Regions from separate parts of the Homo sapiens genome. Here regions 1, 3 and 4 are each linked to region 2. A link is a loop called in an ENCODE intact Hi-C map of the cell type or tissue named here. Cell type or tissue: IMR-90. All regions are shown on one strand. Each heading gives the region's core, and the rest is flanking DNA. Links, peaks and the distances in the headings are about the cores only.

The links. Peaks named below come from ENCODE experiments on the same cell type or tissue, not always from the same donor. Only the 100,000 strongest peaks of a DNase experiment are listed, where the experiment ranks them.
Region 1: it touches region 2 in a loop (10-fold over the local background); 99 of 110 quality-filtered maps call a loop at or near these places.
Region 3: a loop joins it to region 2, with 5 times the contacts of the local background. A loop is called at or near these places in 3 of 110 quality-filtered maps.
Region 4: a loop joins it to region 2, with 4 times the contacts of the local background. A loop is called at or near these places in 4 of 110 quality-filtered maps.

Annotation. Positions count from the first base shown.
Region 1 is chr10:79,193,193-79,197,943 of GRCh38, forward strand. All of the region lies in intron 4 of ZMIZ1 (zinc finger MIZ-type containing 1), which reads left to right. Among named protein-coding and RNA genes, the nearest start is that of ZMIZ1, 130 kb to the left of the region's middle. RefSeq lists an enhancer at 2,613-2,702. In IMR-90, for the core only: CTCF peaks have their summits at 2,431 (motif pointing left) and 3,857 (motif pointing left); a DNase peak (open chromatin) is centred at 2,379; H3K27ac peaks cover 1,305 bases.
Region 2 is chr10:78,045,233-78,049,983 of GRCh38, forward strand. It overlaps a transcript of RPS24 not described here. Among named protein-coding and RNA genes, the nearest start is that of RPS24, 14 kb to the left of the region's middle. RefSeq lists an enhancer at 2,338-2,397. In IMR-90, for the core only: a CTCF peak has its summit at 2,241 (motif pointing right); a DNase peak (open chromatin) is centred at 2,259.
Region 3 is chr10:78,754,188-78,758,938 of GRCh38, forward strand. No RefSeq gene overlaps it. Among named protein-coding and RNA genes, the nearest start is that of ZMIZ1-AS1, 310 kb to the right of the region's middle. RefSeq lists enhancers at 2,130-2,768, 3,408-4,046, 4,047-4,684. In IMR-90, for the core only: no CTCF peak of the experiment used is centred there; DNase peaks (open chromatin) are centred at 704, 2,804 and 3,474; H3K27ac peaks cover 752 bases.
Region 4 is chr10:78,194,647-78,199,397 of GRCh38, forward strand. No RefSeq gene overlaps it. Among named protein-coding and RNA genes, the nearest start is that of LINC00856, 52 kb to the right of the region's middle. In IMR-90, for the core only: no CTCF peak of the experiment used is centred there; a DNase peak (open chromatin) is centred at 2,465; H3K27ac peaks cover 394 bases.

The DNA of each region.
Region 1 (4,751 bases), core at 325-4,324, 1.1 Mb after region 2:
TGGTCACTTTCATTCCGTTCATACTATGTTTAAAACAATTCTTTAATTCACTTAGGTCTGCTATTGCTACCTAATTTAACTGCATGCTAAATAATAACATTCATGAACTCATCAGTCCAAAAACTTCACTATGAGAATGTAAAAGGTTTGTCCATGGACCTTCTAAAGTCATCGTTATCCCACCAGAAGTACATGTATCTCTCTTTGGGAACCCTCAACGGGGTAACCAGTGTCTCTCTGAGTCCTAGGATCTTCTGATTATGGCTGGGTGATGGGTTTTTCAGCTCTCACCACCCTGGTTCTCATGTACACCCAGCAATGGGCGTGCGTCCACCTGCCTGTTCACCCATCTAATGAGTACCTGCTGAGTACGGAGCCCTGGGCTAGACTAAGGGATCTGTAACTGGAAGACATTCCAGCTGATGGAGAGACAGTTGCAAGGAGTCAGCCCTCATCTAGTGCTGCTACGATGGGGGTGTGTGACAGCGACATGGAGGGGATAGGGATGGAAACCAAGAAAGAGCACGAAAGAGTGACAGTTGAGCCATACCCTGATGGATGGGAGGTGTCCAGGCATTGCGGGCAGAGGGACAGTCAGAGGCAAAGACATGGAGGTGCGATCTTCAGAGCACAGTCCGGGAGGCAGGGAGCAGCCCCACGTTGGGGACAAGGGATGTGACTGAGAGTAGTGAGGGCTAGGGGCCAGGCCGAAAAGGATCCCAACTGATGCTGACATGTGCAGGTTGGCAGGTCATTGCTGAGCCCAGGGCTCATGAAGTTTGTCCCTTTGGGAGTCTAAGGCTGATGAAGGGGCTGTCTGGGATGTCCTCTGGACCCCTAGGCTTTCCCTTCTGGCTGTGTCTTGGAACGCAGCCTCTGCTCGCGGGCTGTAGGCAGAGCTGCCCACTCCTGCCACTGGCACCGCTTGCCCCAGGGGACCTAAGCTGCAGATGTGCATGGTGATTGAATCATTTCTGCACACCACTGCTCACACAGCTCCCCGGGGACCCCCACTTGCCTGTGCAAGCTGTCATGAGATGTGTGTGCTCAAGTGCATCTGTGTTGGCATCCAGCATGTGCACATACCTGCTGTGAAGTATGCAAGGGGTCACATGTGTATGTGCCTATGCACACGTGTGCTGTGCAGACGCCTCTCTCTGGGTGCGTGTGCATTATGTGGACTGATGAACTAGTGAGGCCTCAAAGGTGGGAAATAAAACACTTGTGTTGGGACAGCTGACTGTTCGGTTGGCTGCCACCCTTGGGAGCTAGCTGCCTGTGGAGCTCCACATTTCTGTGGGGCAGCTAGAAGCACCTCATCCCTGTGTCCAGTGAGGAGCCCCCTGAGGGCTGTTTGCCTCCCCCAGCCGTTGAGACCGTTGAGATGCTTCTCTCCTTGCTGACTTGGCAGCCCAGAGATATCCAGGGCTCTATTTGGACCTGTCAGAGGGGCTCCAGCCCAGCTCTGCTCACGATGCCCTCCGTGTCCTCTTCCTCTCCCCACCTCCGCTTCCCACCCTGCTGCATGAGGGCATGAGGCAGGTGTTCCCAGGCCTTTTCAGCTCTCAACGTTCTATCCTCCAAGCAGCCCTCTATACATAATAGCCGCTAACTTTTCTTGAACTAGTCTTCTGCACCAGGCGCCGCTAAGCATAGACACCCTCGCTCTGCTGGGTGGTGAGAAGTGTAAATGGAAGCTTGGTCCCGAAAGACGTCCCACGGGAGTTGGGAAGACCGAGCTGACCCCATGTTACCATCCAAAAACTTCCATTTGCCCAACTAAGCCCAGCCAAGCGTAAGGTGCAAGAAGAAGCACAGAGCTGTGAAAGGGGCAGCGTCTTGGCCTTGGGCTGCCCTGGAAGAACAGCTCCCGGGGCTGCCGGGCCTTCAGCCTCCCCATGGACCTGCCTTGGGACAGGCTTTGCAGCTTCAAAAGCAGGCATTCTCCTCTTGTGGGGATGGTGTTTTCTGAACAGCCGGAGCTCCTCACAGGGAATCCTAAGAGGCTGGTATTTGACAGGCTGCCAAAGGCTGGCCAGCCCGATCCTGTGCTTTGCAGACAGCGAAATGGAGGTCCAGCTCTCTGCCCTATTCACTCAGCAAAGCAGGGTCCTGATCCCCCATGCTGATTAGCTTTGCATGGCTCCTGGCTGCTCTGACCAGGAGACATGGCGGGGGTCCTGAGCCGGGATGGGGGTAGCCTGCTTGGTCTCACCCCCCATTCAGGGGCAGTAGGAAGGGCTGAGGCCACGGGTGCACCTGGGGCCAGGCCGACAGTGATCTGTTGGGCGGGAGCCCGGCCTCTCCGGCTATAGAGCTGCAGCCACGGAGGATTTGTAGCGACTTGTAAAGGCTTAAAGGAGTCCAGGAGCCCGGAGGCGGAGGCAGCGGCCCAGCTGAGTGGCGCTCTTGTGGCGAAGGGCGACCTCTGCTGGCCACCAGGTGCGTGTCACCTCCCAAAGGTGGCCGGTGTGCAGGGAGCCCAGTGATGTAAGTGACTGGATTTGGGCAGGTTGGGTGGAACAAGAAGGTCATCTCCTGGGGCCCAGTCACAGCCGGAGGTGGGGACTACCAGGAAGCTCTGACTGCCAGTCATGGGGAGTGCAAAGAACAGCACATTAACAGCTGGAAAGGTAGAGGGTTTGAATCTCAGCCCAGCAGCTTTCCGGCTGTGTCACCTTGGGCAATTTGCTTCACCTCTCTGAGCCTTTTAAGGATGAAGAAAATTAGCACTGCATAGGGCCTGGCCTGGTGCCTGAACATAGCAGGTGTAGAACAAATGGAAGATCCCAGCCTGCCCCTCAACAAGCTGTCTCTTGCATGCCTCCCTCAGCGCACCCTTCCTCTCTTTATGCCTGAGACCCTTTGCTCTCTAGGCCTTTGACCCTTTTACTCCAGAGACTGGAGCCTCCATCTCCTCCATTCCTGGGGTTAGTAACCGCAGTTCTCCATCATTGACCTCAACAGTTTAAAAATGTCACCTCACCTGTAGGTGCCTCCATAATCCGCTAGCCATTTGTTCTTTTATTAAGAAACACAGGACACAGCGCTGTCCCTGTGGTCTGCGATGTCCCTCCTGCCATCCATCTACCCACCCTTGGGTCTCACAGGTGTTGCAAGCCCAGACACTCACCCCTCGGTTCCTGTGAGCTGCAGCCCTGCCTGGGAGCAAAGCCCCCCTGGGACCTGGACCCAGCCCAGTGCCCCTTGGCCTTGAACAAAACACTGATGGGCCCCAGGCTCCTCAGAGTAAAACCAGTTGAGGCAGAGCGGGTAGATAGGGGACCTGAAAGCACCTTCGGCCCTTAATATTCCAGGAATCTTTCTGTCCAGAAGCCAGTTCAGTCCAGCCGCCGGCCTCCAGACAAGACTGCCCGTGACCCCACGTGGGGCCAGCCCGAAGGTGGACAGTCCCATCTCCCAGTTTGCTGTTAACTTCTTAAAGCAGGACCTGGGCCCCCGCTATGACTAAACAGAAAAGAACTGCCTCTGAGCCCTGTGGTCGCCAGCTGGGTGGATCTAAGCTCCTGTGCCTGCTTGGGGCTTCCAGGCAACAAGCATTTATCAAGGCCCACCGGGCTCTGCCCCCGGACACAATGTCAGGAGAAAGTTCCTCTTGAGAGGTAGACCCTTATGGGTCACTGACTTGCCCCTCTGCAGCATCCTGTTCTGCAGATGGGGAAACCAAGGCCAGGAAACCAGAGAAGCCCACTCGAAGTCCATCCTGGCTGGGGACACCTGGGTGCTCACTGGAGTGAGGGAGAGGACGGAGGGCCTGGAAGCACACCTGGAACCTCCACAGTGTGCAGGTCTGGCCCCCAGGTCACTTAGGTTTGTCAACAGCGCCCCCTGCTGGCTGCCTGGGCCACCGGTGGCCCTTTGTCCTGGTGGGCAGTGGCCTGCCGACAGCAGGATGAAGGCCTGCCGGGCATGAGGTTTCTTTGTACTTCTCTTCTGTCTCCTCCAGCTAGGAGCTGAGCCAACCCAGGCCTTTGTGGGATGGGTCTCCCTGTCCTGGCTGGCTGTGAAAGTTGAATTCTCTATTGGAACCCTGGCTACCAGTGTTCACCCATGCCCCCACGTGGGACCCAGGCCTTCACTGCCGCATGGGTATCACATGGTGCCTGGGAGACCACCAGGGTCCTTTGGCTCTGATGGGGCCTGGCACCAGGAACTGAGATGGCCTTGCTGAAGGTGGCACTGTCTTGCTCCTGCTCTGGGCTCTCTGTGTCCTTGTCTTCCACACCATGGTTTGTCCCTGACCCCAGGAGCCTTTGTCATGTGGATGCTGGCTGAGGGTCTGTGTGGGTAAACTCAGGAGGACAAATACAGCTCCCGCTTGGGTGACCTACAGAAGTAGCAAGCGGAGCTGCCCTGATTACGCCCCTGCCAACCCAGACCATACACACACACACACATACACACACACACACACACACACACACACACACCTGTACCCTGTCCCCTCCCCAGGACCTGTTCAAGAGTAAAAACTGTAAAGGGAAAGCCAGGATTCTAGAGCTGGCTCCTATCCAACAAGCTGTAACCTCCAAGCCTTAGTTTCTTCATCTGTAAAATGGGGATGTAACTACATTTTCTTATCTGTGCTGTGCCTGGACCAGTACCTGACTCATAGGAGGAGCTCAGCACATGGTCATCTAGTAGGTAAATGTGGGCTTGGACCAAGAGTTCCTTGAACACAAGAAAATGATTTCATTTTAATCTCCGCACGCCCAACCCATCTGGCCTAG
Region 2 (4,751 bases), core at 221-4,220:
CCACCCCGCCTCCCAAAGTGCTGGGATTACCGTCGTGAGGCACCGCGCCTGGCCCCAAGTATTAATAACTCGGAAAAAGGGACCAGATCAGGAATCAGGAGTCACAGTTCCTGATCTCCACTCAGCTTACAATCAGCTGGGGCCATGGATGGGCAAAAGACTTCCCTTTTCTGGGCTTCTATTTCCCTCCCTGTGTCTGTCTGCTATCCGGGCTAGATGAGTAATTCCGAAACCTGGCAGGTGGGGGCTTTCTTTTTTTCTTTTTGTGAGATGGAGTGTTGCTTTGTCACCCAGGCTGGGGTGCAGTGGCACTGTTTTGGCTCACTGCAACCTCTGCCTCCTGAGTTCAAGCGATTCTCCTGCCTCAGTCTTCTGAGTAGCTGGAACTACAGGCGCCTGCCACCATGCTTGGGTAATTTTTTGTATTTTTAGTAGAGATGGGGTTTCACCATGTTGGCCAGGCTGGGGGCTTGTTAAAAATACAAATGCTGGCTGGGTGTGGTGGCTTATACCTGTAATCCCGGCACTTTGGGAGGCTGAGGCGGGTGGATCACTTGACGTCAGGAGTTCGAGACCAGCCTGGCCAACATGGTGAAACATCTCTACTAAAAATACAAAAATTAGCTGGGCGTGGTGGTGCGTGCCTGTAATCTCAATTACTCAGGAGGTGGAGGCACGAGAATTGCTTGAACCCAGGAGGCGGAGGTTGCAGTGAGCCGAGACCATGCCACTGCACTCCAGCCTGGGTGACAGAGCGAGGCTCTGTCTCAAAAACAACAAATGCCCAGCCTCTTGCCCCAGTTTTCAGAGTTAGTAGATCTGGGTAGCGCCCAAGCACCTGATGTTTTAATAGCTTCCCAGGTGAGGCTGCTTCAGGAAACTGGACTGAAGCTTCCCAGGTGAGCTCAGGCTTGGGAAGCTGGACTGAAGTTTCTCTAAGATCCGTTCTGCCTCTGAGAATTCTGTCTCTAATGGGAATACTGTCTCTGCCCTCAAGAAGCTGGCAGATGAACAGTAATACTATTGCTAATTAATGACCACAGAATAGCTAACATTTATTGTTTACCATGTGCCAGGTACTGAGCTAAGTCTTGCACAAATTATCTCATTTACCTTTTTTTTTTTTTTTTTTTGAGAATGAGTCTCGCTCTGTCACCCAGGCTGGAGCTCTGGATTGCACCAGTGGCGCAATCTCAGCTCACTGCAACCTCCACCTTCTGGGTTCAAGTGATTCTCCTGCCTCAGCCTCCATAGTAGCTGGGATTACAGGTGTGTACCACCACACCTGGCTAATTTTTGTATAGTAGAGACAGGGTTTCTCCATGTTGGCCAGGCTGGTCTTGAACTCCAGACCTCAGGTGACCCACCTGCCTCAGCCTCCCAAAGTGCTGGGATTACAGGCATGATCCACTGCACCTGGCCTCATTTACCTGCACTCGGAGGGAAGTACTATTACCCCCATTTTATAGATGAGGAAATTGAGGCTCAAAGAGGTTAAGGAACTTGGTTAAAGTTACACAACTATGGCATCCTATGATAAGCCTGGGGGCATTTGTGGAACATCTTGCCAAGGAGCTAGAAATGGTCCTGAGCCTTAAATGGGTGGAGGTGATTAGCTGAGGCAGCGATTCTCCAGGTGTGGTCCTGGACAGCAGCAGCAGTGTCACCAGGGAACTTGCTAGAAATTCAATTTCTTGGGCTCCACCCTAGAATTACTGAATCAGAAGCTGTGGGTGGGGCCAGGTAACCTGTTTTTTTTTTTGAGTTGCCCAGGCTGGAGTGCAGTGGCGTGATCTTGCTTCACTGCAACCTCCGCCTCCTGGGTGCGATTCTCCACCTCAGCTTCCTGAGTAGCTGGGACTACTGGTGCCTGCCACCACGCCTGGCTAATTTTTTTTTTTTTTGTACTTTTTAGTAGAGATGGGATTTCACCATGTTGGTCTGGCTGGTCTTGAACTCCTGACGTCAGGTGATCCGCTGGCCTCGGCCTCCAAAAGTGCTGGGATTATAGGTGTGAGCCACCGCGTCCAGCCAGAACCTGTGTTTTGATAAGCTCTCCAGGTGATTCAGATGCATGCTAAAGTTTGAGAACCACTGAGCTTAGGGAAGGGGAGGATATTCCAGAGGGGGACAGCTGTGGAGACCCGGTAGGACAGTGCTGTAGACTGCCCCATCCCTGCCTTTTCACTTGGTGAAATAAAGACGTGTGATGCACTATGCAGACTCCCACAAGGGGGCACTGTGGGCACAGACGTGGAAGCGGTCTGCTTTGTTGTCAAGACCGCTACCCTTGTGGAAGCATGAAAAAAGCTTGATGCCAGATCAACTGGAGAGGTCACTCTTTCTTCTCAGAGAAGGTCTAATGGGGGTGGTAATCTTGTTTATAGGATTCGGCCCTCGTAGGGAAGCTGAACCTGGAGGGCTTTCTGCTGTTCATATGTGCATGGTGATGTCTACCCATCCGTGCTGCGAGGTCTCTGCAGATCCTGTGCAAACAGCATTCCCCCTTTTGTAGCTGCCCAGCCAGGCAGCTTGCGGTTTCTATTGGGGGAGGTGGGGGCCGAAGGCTGGGAACCCCAGCAGCCCGATTCTGCTTCAGCCTTCTGCCTACAGTGCTATGCCTCTGTCCTATTCTTTGACAAGCATGGGTCCGGGGCCACAGTGCTGGGTCCAAGACCTGTTTTCAAGCCTTAGCTCTGCCCCACCACACTTTAAGATCTCTGGCAAGACCCCTTTCTCCTCTGGGTCTCAGTTTCCTACACTGTAGGATGAGAGAGTGGTGCTGAGAAAGTGGCTGTCAACATCTCTTTCCACTATAAAATTCTGCCCTGGGAGTTGAGGAAGAGACTGCCTTGTGCTTTTCAAGGACCTCGGATTGCAGGGGATCTGTAAACCCTGCTACATGACATCCATCTCCAGTAGCCACTTAAGGAAGCATTTCCAGGGATATGGTGCAAGTCAGTAAGGTGGAATCTCTCAAACAAGATTTTTTAAAAAGTCCATATCTTCAGACATCCAGAATTTGCTTTTATAGGTTTCTATTCTGCACTGTTTGGAAGAAGGAAAATTTATACCATGTTCTCTTTTCTGCTGCAGTGTGTATTTCTTCCAAAAATACATTGCCTCGGAGGGTCTTTGGCATTCACCTCGTTAATCCAGGGATTGGCATCCTATACTCTCGGTGACTGCTCACCCAGCTGAGCCACTGCTCTGCCTGGGCAGGAAATCTCCAGAACTGCCTTTTCAGAGCGCTATAGATGTGCTCATCCCTGGGTTATAAGGGGATTCAAAAGAGTGGTCCAGCCCTCTGCTGGCTCCCACCGTCGATGATGATATTCAGAGAGTCTGGTTAGAAATTGCCCAACCCAGCCGCGTGCGGTGGCTCACGCCTGTAATCACGTTGGGAGGCCAAGATGGGCAGATCACAAGGTCAGGAGTTCGAGACCAGCTTGGTCAATATGGTGAAACCCCGTCTCTACTAAAAACACAAAAATTAGCCGGGCATGGGGGCATGCACCTGTGGTCCCAGCTGCTCAGGAGGCTGAGGCAGAAGAATCGCTTGAACCTGGGAGAGGGAGGTTGCAGTGAGCCGCGATTGCACCACTGCACTCCAGCCTGGGCGACAGAGCGAGAGTCCATCTCAAAAAAAAAAAAAAAAAAAAAATTGCCCAACCCATAGGCAAACATTGTTAACTGCAGCTGTCCTTGGTGGAGGAAACAAGTTAAACATGATGTCTCTTTCCATCAGGCCTCCTTGGAGCGGGGAAGGAGAGCTCTTCAGTTCCTTTGGCACCTTCACGCAGCATGCAAGACGGGCTGCTTTTTCTTCTGTTTATGGATGAGGCACAGAGGGTAGATGACTTGCCCCAAGTCCTTCAGCTCATTCATGCTGGGGAAAGGAGTAAGCTTCAGGCGTCTTCCCCTGGAGTTCACGCCACCTCTGACAGCAAGTGAGCCGTTTGCTACTCAAGTGCTGTTTCTTGCTTTTTTAAGGTAACAAAACACTGCATGCTGTCTGGGGTACCTTTTCCCTGCTGTTCAGTTCATTGCCCTGTGTCGTCTCACAGAGCGTGTCACTGGTACAGAAATGTTCCCTGGGAAGCTAGAGTTGAAACATCGCCCACTGGTGCTCCTGAGCTGGCTTTGTCATGGGTTTAGAGGGTATGTTAGGGAGGAGGCCTTCTGCTGCAAGTCTCTGAGAAGTCAGCTTACACTGCCTTGAACAGTGAGGTTGCTTATTAGCTCCTGTAAGAACCCCCTGGATGCCCAGGAGCCTTCAGGGTTGGTGGACACTGCAGTTTAACAGCGTCTTCGAGGGCCTAGACGTTTTCTCTCTCCACTTTGCTGCCAATGCTGGTGCCATTCTGAGGGATAGTTGCCCATCACAGTGGGGCTGGGACTGGGTGAGGCAATGAAGCGCTTAGCATGTGAAATCCAAGGAGGTCTTCACCCACAGTGGTGCTAGTGCAAGGTCAGCATCTCCTTGACCCTAAGAGCACCTTGCCCTAGTACTGGGGCCTGTGGGAGGCCACCCACTCTCCACAAAGGCCAGACCAGAAGTCACCTGTGTTTTTTCTGCTCCTCTTCCATCGGCTGGGACTTAGTCTCCTGCAACACCTAATAACTGTGAGGTGGGCTGGGAAATATAGGCTTGTTCCAGCTCAGGCAGATGTGGGAGCACAGTTTTGGGGGACAATGACCAGTCTTTGCCACAGCAGGAAGAAAATGGTTGCTTCATAGGGATCCTTTCA
Region 3 (4,751 bases), core at 489-4,488, 710 kb after region 2:
TCATCACCTCTACGGGGTTGGAGGGTAGGGACTGTGGTGGAGACTGCTAGAGACAAGCTTGTAGAGAGAAGCAGAAACACTTGAATGCAAAGGAGTTGGGACTTTATTCTGTACCTGCTGGGGGCCGTTGGAGGCTGTTAAGCCTACTGTGTAGGGTGAACAAATTTGCAGTGCAGAAAGATCACTCAGGCAGCAAGAGGGGACAGAGGGCGCAGGCTGGGAGCAGGGAAACAAGCAGGAAGCTATTGCAACAGCCCCGTGAGAGATGACAAGGGCAGTGGCATGCGACGGAGAAGAAGGAGTGGATGCAAGAGGTATGTGAGGAGCAACCTGCACGGGGCTTGGTGACCTCACACCAGCCAGCTTTGCTGACCTGTCTGTGGGTCACAGAAGATAATGGATGTGATGCACTTTGAAAGCTGCAGAGCACCTTGTCTGGGTGCCATGGCTGGTTTTGACCAGATCATGAAATGCAGCCTCTCTCCTCCTCCCTGGCTCATCTCTGCTGCTTGCTTTTGCCTGTAAGCAAGGGAGAGAGGGGAGGTGAAAAACAGAGACATTAAGTGCCAAAGCTTATGTTAATACAGCATTAAGGTTGAAAATGTAATCTCCTAGGAGTCAGGAAATTCCGAACAAGGGGTTTCCATGGCAACCCAGCCACACTGCTCCTCTGTCCATTCGGGCCCTGTTTTCCTTGTTAAATATGATCCCATCGTATATTATATGTTATCGAGTTAAATGTGCTACCCACAGCATGCAGAGCTCCAGCCAGCAGCCCTCAGAGCTGCAGGAAATGAGTGTGTGTGTGTGTGTGTGTGTGTGTGTGTCCAGGGGTGGGAGCCTTCAGAATTCGCCTAATATAACACAGCCACATCTTAGGTCCTCGTATCTAATAAATGAGGTGTAATTCCATTAAGAGCAGCTCCTGTGTACACCAATGAGCAAGGAGGCTGCAAGCCCTGTGTTCAGAAGGGGTCGTTCAGGGTGCCTGCCCCTGCTTGGGGTGGGTAGGTGAGGGACGTGGCAGATTCCATCACATCCCCCACAGGAGTGCCCAGCAGCTCCGGCAGGACCATCCCTGCCACCCGGGGCTGCCTCCTGGATGCAGTTCTGAAGAGGTGAACTGGAATTACCTGACCCAGTGGTTCTTCTCACATGCCAGCCGATTGAAGATCAGCTGTCACTGTTAGTTAGCATCCCAGGGTACACTGGGCACCAGCAAACAGATGCGGAAAGGAAATTTGATGCTTCTCCAAACCCTGTCTCCCCACTAACACACCACAGTGGACAAAAGACTTCCAAAGACTTCCTCGGTGGCAGTGGGAGTTAGAAAGAAGGGGGAAATGACTGTCAGGGAGGGCAGCTAAGTAGTGCAGTGTGTGACGGAGAAACATCTGTAGGATAATACAGCGGAAAAAGCATGGAATGTTAGAATCAGGCTGCCTGACCTCAGCCGTCTCCCAGCCATGCGGTCTTCAGCAAGTCCCTTAATTTCCCTTTGTCTTAGTTTTTTCATCTGCAAAATTGGGATAAAATTACCATTAACCTCACACAGGCTTGTTGGAGGATTAAATGGGATAATTGATGCAAAAGCTCACTGTAAACTTCTAAATCCCTATACAAATGTCACTCTTCCAGGGAGCTCTAGAAAACCATGCTGGATTCTGGACTACTACAGTAGGCTGTAGAAATTTTGTGATTGGTTCTGGAATTCTGCGTTGGGTTCCAGAATTCATGGATGGGTCTAGAACACAGACAGACTTTTTCTGTAAAGACTCAGATCATAAATATTTTGGGATTTGAGGGCCATGCTGTGACTACTCAAGTTTTCTGGAGATAAGAAATGAATGGGCATGGCTGGGTTCCAATAAAACTTTATTTACAAAAACAGAAAGTGAACCAGATTTGACCTGTGAGCTGTACTTTGCCAGCCCGGGTCTACAGTGATCTGTGTAGGAAAGCAGTTTTGTGAGAATGCTACTCCTCTCCTCAGAATTTAACTCTCCCTCTTTGACACCCTCCTATCCTCCCATCTCCCACCCACTCACATCCATACCTCTTTCTTTACCCAGCCAACTCAACCTTCCAAAACCAGTTAGAGTCAGCTGCTCCACGAGCAAATTGCAGTCACTTTTGGCCCTTGCCTGCCTCCCTCACAGACTGTGAGATCCTTCCAGCAACCAGCTATGTTACCCAAGGCCCTAGCCCTTAGTCAATGTTTGGTCAATGTTTGTAGAATAGATGGTATGAAAAAACAACAACAAACAAACAAACAAAACAAAAAACAGAAAACAAAAAAACATCCCAGGGAGCCAGGACATTGTCATTCTCAGGAAATCTGTGAGCTGGGATCGTTTCCAAAATCTCAGGTCTGGGCACCAATCCTCTAGTTATAAGCTACTCCGTCAGGGCTTCTAGAACCATCAGTAGGCAGCATCTTTATAGATGCAGGCCAACTTGTGTGTCCACAACCCAAGCCTGGGGCCAACCTGTTGTCTACATAGGCGTGGTGGTGCCCTGTGGCAGCAGGCCAGATGGGCAGGAGCAGGTCAGCGGAAGGCTATAACCTTAGCGAGAAGGTGACAGCCACAGCACCCCTCCCTCTGAGGGAAGGCGCCCCATGTGATCAAGCACATGTGTTCCTGCTCATGACAGCGCAGCAGCCTCCTCATGCCACCCTCGGGGAGCCTCAGCCTCCTCCAGGCTGATGATGTGGAAACTTCCAGAAGTGCAGCAGCCTCTCAGCTTTCCCATTTGCTAGCTTCCCCCATCCTCCTCCTGGGCACAGCAGACAGGCAGAACCAAGTTGTGTAACTCACCTCTGAGTCACACTTCCCCTGTTTCCCCCAGCACGGCATCTGCTTTCTGCCTGACAGAGCCAGGCTTCCTCGGGACAGCCAGACAGGCGGCTATTGTTCAAAAGTCAGGGCCGGTTTGATGGGCTCTCCCGCCCCCAGTAGATGAGCTAGGAAGATGTCACTTTTAATTACAACGGTGAGGGAATAGGTATAGGTGTGTGCGTGTGTGTGTATGGAGCAGGGTTCCACAGGCTTGTGCAATGTGCGTGTGTCTTCACATCGTGACGTGGGTGTGTCGTTAGTGCAGGCTTGTGTATTGCATAGGTGTGTGATGGGTACATGTGTGCTTGCACACGCAGGGCTTTGTGTGTGCACAGGCAGATGCTTTTGGGTACATGGGAGGCTGTTTTTCCTATACGTGCTGTGTGCCTAAGAATGTCTGCTGTGTGGCCATGTGCTTTCATCCGGGTCTGTGCGTGTCTTTAATTTAGGACTCCTTCTCCTGGAGGATTCGATAGCTTCCACCCTCTAGCCTTGGCAAATGAATATTTTATTACTTTTCTTTTGCCATAGCATTAAGCAGTTTTCCTGCGAAGAGCGAGAGCATGACACACTCCAGCAGACAGAGACAAGGCCTCTGATGTCAGAGCCCTGAAAAGCAAATCACCCTACGACGACGTCCCAGGAGGGCTCGCAGATGCTGGGTGTTAGGGCCATTAACAACTGATGAGTCAGCCCTTTACCCGTTCGTCCGACAGCATTCTCTCGAAATATAAAGCCAGCACACCCATTTCACAGGAGGCTGGAGGGAGCTCCCTGCCACTCCTCCCAAAGCCAGCCCAAAGCTGTTTAATTTTTTTTCTCACTTCCTGGTCCTCCTGTTAGGCAAAAGGCTGAATCCTGGGAACAGAAGATCATCGTATAACCCAGAGCCGGCAAGTGAAAGGTCCTGACTTCTCCCCAGGCTCAGGGTGAGGGCCAGGCAGCCAGGCTGAGAAGGAGCCAAGAACACAGGAGGCAGGAGGCCGTGGAGGCACAGTGGGAACACCGATATCAAGACAGTGAACAAAGACAAGCATGTAAAGGATGGATTCGTAAATAGGTCATCTTTATATTTCACTCCCCCTCGGGACAGTCTGCAAGGCTGGGGAGGACATGTCTCAGGCTGACCCGCTGAGGAATGGGTTGTACACCACCAACTCTAACCTAATTGGTAGAGGGTTGGCTGCCCCCATAGGCAAAACTAGCACCCTGTGCTGCAGGCCCAGGAAGCTTTAGACATAAGGCAAACTGCTGAGAAGGCCAACGGGGTAGGCTCTGCCATAGCACCCCTGAAAGGCAAGTGGCCTGTCCCACGTCTCCAGAGCTGCAGAGCCACGCCAGGCCCTTGCACTCCTGTCTCTCCAGCGGCTCTCTCCATCCACAGTGACTCAGATGGTGGTAGAAGCTCCTAGCTTCCCTGTCTCCCATCTCTCTAGAAGATGGCTTGGAGCAAGAAGTGCTTACTCCGGGACCTTGAGGCTGGGCCCGTGTGGGGCAGGGGCTGCTCCCCACTGCTGGCAGTGAGTCTGCCACCCAAGTTCTCTGAACCAGAGCAGCCAGGATGGGGATGAAACAGAGCCACATCTGAAACTCTGGAGCACTGGAGCTGGAGACATCATTCCTTGGTTCGCTCCTTCCACAGATAGTCACTGGGTGCTGACTGCATGTTCTGGAATAAGTGTAAAAGTCCCCAAACAAGAGCATTAGAAAAATAAACAGTGTAAAGGGGCTGGGTGTGGGGCTCACACCTGTAATCCCAGTACTTTGGGAGGTCAAGGTGAGAGAATTGCATGAGCCTAGGAGTTCGACACCACCCTGGGCAACATGGCAAGACCCTGTCTCTACCAAAAATACAAAAATTAGCCAGGTGTGATGGTGCATGCCTATAGTCCCATCTACTGGGGGTGCTGA
Region 4 (4,751 bases), core at 288-4,287, 150 kb after region 2:
GAAGTAAGTGGGACAGATAGAAAGTTTTATTGCCATTCACAGGAGAGGGACAGCTTGGCGGCCTGGAGCAATCATGGAAGGCTTCCTGGTGGCAGACTCTAGGACTGGGATTTGATAGAGGGCTTGGATATGGCAGTGGGTAAGGGCTGCGGCATTCTAGACAAGGAGAACAGCATAGCCAGGACTGCTGGAAGCCAGGCTGGGGTTGGAGAATGGCAAAATCTCGAGTGCCAGCCCAGGAGGTTGGGTTTTATGCTCAGGGCCCTGGTTTCACCACCTGGCTGCTGTCATTCTTCTGCTGGTGGGCAGATTGCATGTGAGCCTGCACCACTGGAGCTGCACCCAGTTTGGCCAGCACTGTGGCACATCCTGACGACACAGACCCTGGGGCCTGCAGGGACCAGCAGGGGTGGTAGGAATGGCTCCTGCATTTGGGACAGGCGCCAGGAGATGACTGTTAGGGCTGCGGCTCCAGTGACTAGATAAGAACAGACATCAAAAGCAGGCAATTGCTGTTCTTCCCACAAAGGGCACCCTGGGAGGGGTGGCCCTGCTAAGAGCTCAGCTCAGCAGTCTCCCTGTGGGGGGCCGGGGATGGCTGTGTCATGGCTGCAGCCCCCAATTCACAGTTATTAAGCTAAATGACTGCCTCCCAAGCACAGTGGCACCAACCCTCCATCAGTTCACAGACCTCCCTGGGAGCTCTGCTTTCATCCCTCAGCGCCACCTCGCCTCCCTCCCTGGCCTTCAGAAGGTGGAAGGGCTGCTCTTCCCCACTGGCTGGGAAGGGAGAAGGCCTTCCTCTCAGGGAGGCAGGAAAGAGTTGATTAAGACAAACCCACAGCAATGCCTCCTCTCCCAGGGGCCCTGGTGTGAGGGCAGAGGATGCAGGTAGAGTCCTGGGCTGCACAACAGGCGCCTGGTTCTAGTCCTGGCCCAGCACTGATCCACTGGGGAAACCTGGGCCCGTCAGTCCTCCCTCTGTCTCAGCTTCCTCTCCAACAAATGGGGAAAATGACATTGATGTGTGGATAAAATATTTTCTTACTGGATAAGAAAGAGCTTTCAAGACAAACATTCTGCCTTTTGAGTGTTTTGGAAAATATATAAGCAATACAATTCTAGTTTTTCAAACAAACCTAGTAAGGAAGGGGTGACTCAGGTCAGCAACCCTCCTACTGGCACGAAGGGTCCCAGAAGTAAACAGTCTCTGACTCCATCCCATTTGTGTGTTTACAAATCTTAAATTACATGATCAAGAACCAGGGACCAGACAACCAGAACCTAGCCGTCACCAATTAAGAAGTCAGGATTAAGGACTCGTGGACTGACGGTAGATGCCAGTGGAAACGCTAATCCCTGTGAACCTTTCCAGGAACACATTGATACAGTGAATGTTTTCACTCAGCCAAGAAAGTCTCCTTGAAAGCTCTGCTCTTCTAGGAAGGCCTCCCAATTTCTCCTGTGCAACACTGCACGGGAGGGGTTTGCTAGTGTGTCTGTGTCTTTCCTAGATGTGAGTGCCTTTGGCTTGGAAACCACATCATTGCTGTGCCCCCAGAACCTGGCACAGTGCCTGGTGGGAGTAGGTGGTCAGGGAGCAAATGTGAATCAAAATTCTGTCTGAGCCCCTGCCGGGGCACATCAGTGATGTCCAGCAGCATCAGGCACTGTAGGGGATGCTGAGGACTGGTCTGATTATTGCTCCAAACGTGTGCCCTGGAGGAAAACGGAGAGTGGCTAACAGGGTTGGGCAGTGTGGACAGAAGGTGGGCATGTGAGGGACTCCAGGAAGGGGGTCAGGGGGCTTCTCAAGAGAGGCACTTGGCTTGGACTTTGAGGGATGGGCAGGCATTAGGCAGTTGGAGGAATGAGGGTATTCCAGGGGAGCAGAAACATGACTGAGTGCCTGGAGACTGCCAGGAACTTTATGAAGCATGTCCCGTTCTATCCTTCCCACACCGGTGTGTAGACAATATTATCTCCATCTTGCAGACGAGGAAGTGCAGGCTTTGCAAGGCTAGGTGATTTTTTTTATGTTCGCACACAGAGGTGGGTTTGAGTTCAGGTCTGTTCATCTAATGGGGACACTAGGACATGGGCAGAGACAGGAGAGGGTGTAGTCAGAGAGCAGAGGGGGACTAGGAAAAGGGACAGGCTAGAGACACTATGGGGCCTCTCCTTTCCAAAATAATTTCTCAGATCTCATATTTGGCCCTGGGGCTTCCAGCCTGATAGGTTAGATTTTGCCCCCATCAGACAGTAAGGAAACTAAGACTTAGAAAAGGGATGTGTTTTGCTGCTCTGCCAGAGATGGTTTAGGATAGGTACAGACAAAAAGGGGTGTCTCCACCAGGATGTCAGCTCTGCAAGGGTAGGGCTGCACTGGCTTGCTCAGCATCGCACCTCCAGGGTCAGAGTAGAGCCTGAGTCACAGCAAGCGCACAGTAAATGTTGCAAAATGAACATGTGAATAAATGTAGGGGACTTCCAAGGAGAGAGAGAGAGACAGAGAGAGACAGAGTATGTGTGTGTGTATGTGTGTATGTGTGTGTGTGTGAGTGACAGTTTGTGTATGTGTGTGTGTGAGAGACTGTGTGTGCATGTGTGTTTGTGTGAGAGAGAATGTGTGTGTGTTTGTGTGTGTGTTTTTGAGAGACAGTGTGTGTATGTGTGTGTGAGAGAGAAGTGTGTGTGTGTGAGACAGAGAGAGACTGTGTGTGTGTGAGAGAGAGACAGAGAGAGACTGTGTGTATGAGAAAGAGAGTGTGTGTGTGTATTTGTGAGAGAGAGAGAGAGAAAGAGAGAGAGAGAAGCTGACAGTGCTGCCTTTAGATGAAAACCTGGATGATCTTAGAAGTTCTCCAAAGGGTGCTTTCTCACCTGTAACACAGAGAGAGCTACAGGCAGTGAATTTATTAAGAGCTTGCTCTGTCCTGGAAACTGAGCAAGGCTCCAGGGACACAGACACACTAATCACACTAATCCTGTCATGGAGTTTATAGAATTTGTGGAAGACAAACACTCATTGCTCATCCAACAGATGGCAGAGGTGATGGGGCAGCATCCTAGGCCACGGGGAGAGAGTAGAGAATGAGATAGTCAAGGTCCCTATCCTCAGAAAGCTTACTTTTTTAGCTGGGGAGGACAGAGAATAAATCAGAAAGCAACCAAAACCAAAATGAAAATGAAACCAGAGGTGCCAGATGACCTGGGACAGTGACAATTGCAATGAAGATAACAAAAGAGGGGAAGAGTGATTGGTCTGGGGACTGGTGGAAAGAGGGTCAGGAAAGGCCTCTCCCAGCAGGTGCCATTTGAACTGAGTCCTGCTTGGTGCACCTAAGCCAGATGGGGAAGATTTGGAGAAAGAGCATTTCCAGTGGAGCAAACAGCATGTGCAAAGGCCCTGAGGTAGGTCTGGGCTTGCATTCTGAAGGAATAGAAGGAGGCTGCTGTGGCTGGAGCCCATTGAGTGATCAGGGGAGAGGAGGGAAGGAGAGGAGGCTGAGATGGAGAGGCGGGACCCATCATGCAGGGCTGTGCCTGGTGGGTGGAGTTTTTTAACTGCTACAGGAGGGATTTGGTCAGGCTAGCCATAACAGTCCAACATGTAAGTGTTGACAAAACAAGGAACTCTACTAATGAAGTGCTGCAAGAGGCTATGAAGGCGAAGTGTAAGATGCCATGGTAGCAATTGTGTCGCCAAGAGGAGAAGCAACAGGACCAGATGGGCTCCTTAAAAGGGACACACTGGAAGGGGGTGAGTGACGCAGCAGAGACATTAGTGCTGAGGTTGGCTGAAGCCAGAGTTAAGGAGGTGGCAGGGAGGATGCGCAAGTGTGAATAGATGGCTGAGTTTCCTTGGATCCGGTAGAATCTGCAGGCCTGGTTGGTCCCAAGACTGTCGTAAGAAAAGGAGGGCCATGCTGGGAGCTGGAAGAAACCTGCAGCAGGTTGGTGGTTGAATGGAGTCCCTTCACAAGTTCTGTCTATTGGAACCTCAGAATGTGACCTTATTTGGAATAAAGGTTTTTGCAGATGCAACTAAGGTAAGGATCTCAAGGTGAGATCATTCTGCATTAGGCTGGTCCCTAAATCCAATGACAAGTGTCCTCATAAGCAACAGAAAAGATGCTGAGACACAAGGAGGAAGGGAAATGAAGACAGAGGCAGAGATCTGAGTGATGTAGCCACAAGCCAAGGATCTCCAGGAGCCCCCAGAAGCTGGAAGAGGAAAGAACGGTTCTCCCCTGGAGCGTTCAGAGGGAGCCTGGTGCTCCTGACACTTTGATTTCAGACTTGTGGCCTCCAGAGCTGTAAGAGGTTGCATTTCTGTTGTGTTAAGCCACTAAGTTTGTGGTAATTTTCTGTGGCAGCCCTAAGAAACGCAGACAATGCCCTGTGAGAAGCCCCAGCTCATACTGCTCCTGTGATTATGGCTCTCTGCTTGGATCTGTTTTGAAGAGCTCTGCTCTGTTCCTATTTTGCTGCACTCCCCCCTCCTCTTCCCGCCCCCCCAACCATCTATATTAGAATAAGATTGAATTTTCTAGCTTGGGTTACTAAGCTTTCAGATCTCCAAAGTGTGGCCATTAATCAGCTGTCATGGGATGTCGTAAACAAGGGGCTTTAAAAACCATGTTTGCTTTTTAGGCTGATAATACTTGGAGGTGAAGCTGGGAGAGTTATACATAATGCATGCATTTTAATGGGCCACGCACTAGAGCCCTCTTTAGTCCGAATGATTC